Regions from separate parts of the Homo sapiens genome. Here region 2 is linked to region 1. A link is an interaction called in ENCODE POLR2A ChIA-PET data of the cell type or tissue named here. Cell type or tissue: GM12878. All regions are shown on one strand. Each heading gives the region's core, and the rest is flanking DNA. Links, peaks and the distances in the headings are about the cores only. Region 1 overlaps INCR1 (interferon stimulated noncoding RNA 1). Region 2 overlaps RIC1 (RIC1 partner of RAB6A GEF complex).

Region 1 (2,919 bases), core at 202-2,701:
ATTGTGGAAGGCAGTGTGGTTATTCCTTAAGGATCTAGAACTAGAAATACCATTTGACCCAGCCATCCCATTACTGGGTATATACCCAAAGGATTATAAATCTTGCTACTATAAAGACACATGCACACGTACGTTTATCATGGCACTATTTACAATAGCAAAGACTTGGAACCAACCCAAATGTCCAACAATGATAGACTAGATTAAGAAAATGTGGCACATATACACCATGGACTACTATGCAGCCATAAAAAAGGATGAGTGCATGTCCTTTGTAGGGACATGGATGAAGCTGGAAACCATAATTCTCAGCAAACTATTGCAAGGACAAAAAACCAAACACTGCATGTTCTCGCTCATAGGTGGGAACTGAACAATGAGAACACATGGACACATGAAGGGGAACATCACACACTGGGGCCTGTTGTGGGGTGGGGACAGGGGGGAGGGATAGCATGAGGAGATATACCTAATGTTTAATGATGAGTTAATGGGTGCAGCACACCAATATGGCACATGTATACATATGTAACAAACCTGCACGTTGTGCACATGTACCCTAGAGCTTAAAGTATAATAATAATAAAAAAAAACAACCAACAATCAATCACTTAAAAAAAAAAAAAAAAAAGAAAGGATGGGCAGGACCCAAACTGTCAGAAACAAGGTAACCTCAGGACTGGCTGCTTTCTTTGCCCACCTCTCGTGGTTCATTGAGTCTCTCTCCCTCAGCTCATATCTGCTTCTCTCTGCACATCTCATCTGTTCGACTCACCCTGCTTATTTCCTCAGTCTTTCCCTCTACTTTGAACTTCTTTTCTCTTTCTGGTGACTTCTGCTTTCTCAGTTTCTGCTGCCTCAGCGCTGTTCCTGCCCTGTCATAGATTCTAGCAGCCTCCTGACCCTTCTGTGTCAGGCCTACCCACCTCGGTCTTGAGAATATGAGTTGCTGATTCAGTCTCTGGAAGCCAGCCATATCCCAAAGCCTTCTCGTCTTCCTAGTTCTGGCTCTGGGAAGCCAGAGGAGACAAGACTATTGGACCCCAGCACCTAGGCATGGTGTAAGATGAACCCGGTGTGGTTCCCAGCAACTCTGGCCTGAAGGATCTCCAGAGCCAGCCAGTTTCCCAGGGTCCCCCTAGCCAGGGCTGATCAGGGTTACAGCATGTTCCCAGGACTAAACTGAGGACAGGTCTTAAGTCTGTTTGCCTTAAGACCTTGGGAATCTCCGTAAAAATGCTTGGACCAAGTATAGAAGACTTCTAAACTCAAACTCAAGTAAAGGAAACCTGAATTCAAACTCAGGTAAAGGAAATGAAAGGTTCTCACAATGACTTTGGTTTCAGCTCATATTTTTTTCTTTTTAAAGTGAAATGATGATTCATCACTTTCAATACAGTTGAGACAGCTGACTCATGTTTTCGTGTTAGGTCAGTGGTTCCCCAATATGGCTGCAGGTTAGAATCCCCTGGGGAACCTGAAACATAGAGGTGCCTGGGCACTACCTAAGACCTCCTGATTCAAAATCTCCAAGGGTGGGGTCCAGAAGTCTGCATTTTTTGAAACTCATCAGTGGTTCTGTAGTAACCAGCCGTGCTCTAATTGGTGGATTAGCATTAGGGAATCCCTGGGTTTGATGACACTGATGGCAGCAATCCTTGAAGGGAAGTAAGCAAGAGGGAGAAAAGGAAGCTGAGAACCCAAAGACAAACTTCAGCTACTTCAAGATGTGGACACCTGTCTATGTTTCTTAGATTTTCTTTCACTAAGAAGAGCTGATACCATGATTCTCAATCTACCAAGGGGGAGGAGAAATGGAAGCATGCAGAAGTAAGTTGATCTCACCTAAGGCAACAGAATTAAGGCAGGTCTCTGCTTAGAAAGACCACCTTGAGGGATAATTCTGCTCACTTGTTGTTCTCCTCACTGGACAGGAGACCCTGGAAGCAGAGACAATATCTGGTGCACCTCTGCATTCCCACTACCTGAAACATAAAGTTGCTCAATAAATAAACATCCTCTGTTGAATGAATAACTGCAAAGGCAGGTCCACTTTTAGAAACCATTGTGACTGGCTGGAGGGGTGGAGCTATGTGGAAAGTAGAAAAAGCAGTTGACACCAAGGGCAGAGAAGCTGGATTTGGTTCTACTCCTTACTAGCTCTGTGATTTGACCACTCTCTGCCTTGGTGATAAAATGTCTGAACAGAGTTTTGTAAATTACATTTTATAATTTACATAGAAAGCCTAGAATTTGGCTGGGTGTGGTGGCTCACACCTGTAATCCCAGCACTTTGGATGGCCAAGGTGGGTAGATCATTTGAGCTCAGGAATTCAAGACCAGCCTGGGCAGCATGGTGAAACCCTATCTCTACAAAAAATACAAAAATTAGCTGGGTGCAGTGGCATGTGCCTGTAGCCCCAGCTACTCGGCAGGCTGAGGCAGGAGAATTTCTTGAGCCTGGTAGGCTGCAGTGAGCCAAGATCGCACCATTGCACTCCAGCCTGGGCAACAGGAGTGAAACCCTGTCTCAAAAAAAAAAAAAAAAAAAAAGAAAAAGAAAAAGAAAAAAGAAAAGAAAAAACAAAAGCCCAGAATTTCTTGAATTAGTTGATCAACATAAATAGGGCCTTCTTGCTCCTTTTGCTTAAGTGGCATGTTAAAAATCAGTGACTTCTTTAATGACTGTACCTACTCTGAACTCTGTGCCAGATAAGGTAGAAAACAGAAACAAAAAATAAAGAAATTAATATGCAAGTGTTGCTTTTCCTACTTGTTACTCTGGAATCATAAGGCCACATGGCTGTACTTTCCAGTTATTCATTCAACAGAGGATGTTTATTTATTGAACGACTTTATGTTCCAGGTAGTGGGAATGCAGAGGTGCATCAGATATTGTCTCTGCTTCCAGGGTCTCCT
Region 2 (2,919 bases), core at 282-2,781, 260 kb before region 1:
TTTTTTAGCTATTATATCAATATCACTAATTAAAACTCCTTGCTTTTTTTACCTCTAACAAAAACAAGATTGAATATAAAAGTGGAATAACTGTTTTGAGAAAACAAAAACTACAAAAGAGAAACGTGGTAAATAGGAGCAAAAAGTGACTTCTCATATGCCAGATACTTACCCATCAGATTTTCTTTCAATACTGTAAAGGCATATTGAACAGTCTGCTCTAAATACTATTACCATGTCCTGGAAGACACTAAGCAGTAATGTTTCTGCTTGTGCTTTGGTGACATGAGCAAAGGCATTGTCCAGATTTGATGTTCGCAAGTATACTCTAAGCTGAAGAAAACAAAAATGAAGAAAATTATAAAAACAAGATAACTACTAGGGATGACCAAATACTTTAAACATGCTGTTTTTAACTTCCGACTTTTTTTTTTTTTTTTAGTAACAGGAGTTAAAAGAACTATCTAAGCTTTAACAGTAAATGGATTATGTTTACATATTTTTGCAGACTAGGCTCATTCTATGAGTAAGCAAAAAATGAAGTGATCAAAACTGAATGTACTATTATAAAATATTCCTTTTAGACCTGCTTTATTTATTTATTTATTTATTTATTTATTTAAAGACGGGGTCTCACTCTGTTGCCCAGGCTGGAGTGCAGTGGCATGATCTCGGCTCACTGCACCCTCCGCCTTCCGGGTTCAAGCAATTCTGCCACCTCAGCTTCCCAAGTAGCTGGGATTACAGGGGTGTGCCACCATACCTGGATAATTTTTGCATTTTTAATAGAGATGGGGTTTCACCATGTTGGCCTGGCTGGTCTTGAACTCCTGACCTCAGGTGATCCACCCGCCTTAGCCTCCCAAAGTGCTTGGATTACAGGCATGAGCCACTGCACCTGGCCTAGACCTGCAGATTTAGACCTGATACATAATAAGACCAGCTGTTTCTCAAAACAAAAAACCAGATACAGTAGTCTCTCTTATCCATGGCTTTGCTCTTCACAGTTTCAGTTATCTACAGTCAACCATGGTCTGAAAATAGGTGAGTACAGTATACTAAGATATTCTGAGAGACCACATTCATACAACTTTTATTACAATATACTGTCATAATTGTTTTATTATTAGTCATTATTAATCTCTTACAAATTAAACTTTATCATAGGTATGTATGTATAGGAAAAAAGATAGTGCTATATAGGGTTCAGTACTATTAACAGTTTCAGGCATCCACTGATGGTCTTGGAATGTATCCCCCATAATTAAGGAGGGGTTACTGTAAATCAGTAACTAAATAAATCTATCTCTGAGGACAGCCATTCTTATATCATGAAATTTTTTGCTTTTAACTCTTTATTTTCAAACTCCATAGGGAATGTCCGACAGCTAAAATCCTTAGAAAAGGTTATCTTAAAAGTCTCAATTGTCACTTAATAATTTTTTAAAGTAATAACCTGAAAAGAAAATCCCACTACCTAAAAGAAGCTACATTCTTGATTAAAAAATAAAATGTTTTGTTCAGTTTTCAATCGACTATTTTCTATATAAAATTAATTCATGCTTAATAGCTTTAAAATATAAAAATCTGTTATTTCTGAGAGAAAAAACTTACCTCTTCTTGACGGTCATTTATGTTATAACACGCAAGGACCATAAAATCATTCCACCAGGCTAAGCCACCTGTCACGATCATATTTTGCTCCTTAAAATAAAAATTTTTTAAAAAATTTACCTTATGCTACCAGAAATTATAACAAAGTAATATATTTATAAAAATTCTTACCCAGACAAAGCTCAAATTATTATTATTTTTTGAGACAGTCTCACTCTGTCACCCATGCTGGAGTGCAGTGGCTCGATCTCAGCTCCCTGCAACCTCCGCCTCCTGGGTTCAAGGAATTCTCATGTCTCAGCCGCCTCCCAAGTAGCTGGGATTACAAGCATGCTCCAACACACCTAGCTAATTTTGTATATTTTGTAGGGACGGGGTTTCGTCATGTTGGCCAGGCTGGTCTTGGACTCCCAGCCTCAAGTGATCCGCCTGCTTCGGCCTCCCAAAGTGCTGGGATTACAGGCGTGAGCCACCACACGCCCAGCCAAAGATCAAATTATTTCTGCTCTTACTCCCCCTCTCTCCAATGATAACTCTAGAGCCTTTATTAATAATGATCCATATCCTATTTATAAAAATAAATATTTCTTTAAGAAGGCAAGTATACCATTAAAAATAACTGGGTGCTATATAGCATCATCATTCTAACACCCATTAGGGCTTAGTGTAAATTCTGGCTTAATCACTTATCAGATGAGTAACTGAATCCTAGTTTGTGTGTGTGTGTGTGTTTACATCAAAAGATCAGTAACAGTAGTGCCTTCACTGGGTTGCTGTGCAGATGAGTAAGATAACATATATGAAAGTGCCTTAAAATGCCTAACACACAATAGGCACCTAATAAGTACTGATTTCCTTCTCTTCCAACTGCATGCGTATATGTACACACACATACACATACACACACGCACACTCACTATCCCATATACATCACACACAGAATAGGCATGGAATGATCTCAAATTCTGTGGAAATCTATTCTGATCACATCAGATAAACTCAAGCTGGAATGTAAGAATAAATCCTCAGGCTAAGGAATTATAGTTACCGATCTTAAAAAGAATTAAAAATAAACCAACTATTTCAACACAAGATCCTTTATCAAATATCAAGTATTTTATCAGAATCAAATCTTACATATTATTCAATATCACTTTTTTATATCTGATTTTCCTTATTTTTAATAAGTAACCAAAATTACTTAGTGATAAACTTTATAGCTATTTCATATTGTAGTTCTCTTATACTTTGAGAAATAGGTTTTTAATCTCAAAAAAGACTAACCTGGGTAATGTTTCCAAAAAG

The links. ChIA-PET counts read pairs that join two places held together with the same protein. Peaks named below come from ENCODE experiments on the same cell type or tissue, not always from the same donor. Only the 100,000 strongest peaks of a DNase experiment are listed, where the experiment ranks them.
Region 2: POLR2A ChIA-PET joins it to region 1 with 6 read pairs; 2 of 35 experiments call an interaction of 5 or more read pairs at or near these places.

What each region holds. Positions count from the first base shown.
Region 1 is chr9:5,492,293-5,495,211 of GRCh38, reverse strand. The region is part of intron 2 of INCR1 (interferon stimulated noncoding RNA 1); the gene reads left to right. Among named protein-coding and RNA genes, the nearest start is that of PDCD1LG2, 17 kb to the left of the region's middle. RefSeq lists enhancers at 1,112-1,171, 1,202-1,451, 1,662-1,751. In GM12878, for the core only: no CTCF peak of the experiment used is centred there; DNase peaks (open chromatin) are centred at 861 and 1,461; H3K4me3 peaks cover 439 bases; H3K27ac peaks cover 2,101 bases.
Region 2 is chr9:5,753,626-5,756,544 of GRCh38, reverse strand. RIC1 (RIC1 partner of RAB6A GEF complex) reads right to left here. Exons shown (of 26, transcript NM_020829.4): 14 at 2,899-2,919; 15 at 1,615-1,704; 16 at 173-333. Among named protein-coding and RNA genes, the nearest start is that of ERMP1, 78 kb to the left of the region's middle. In GM12878, for the core only: no CTCF peak of the experiment used is centred there; no DNase peak of the experiment used is centred there.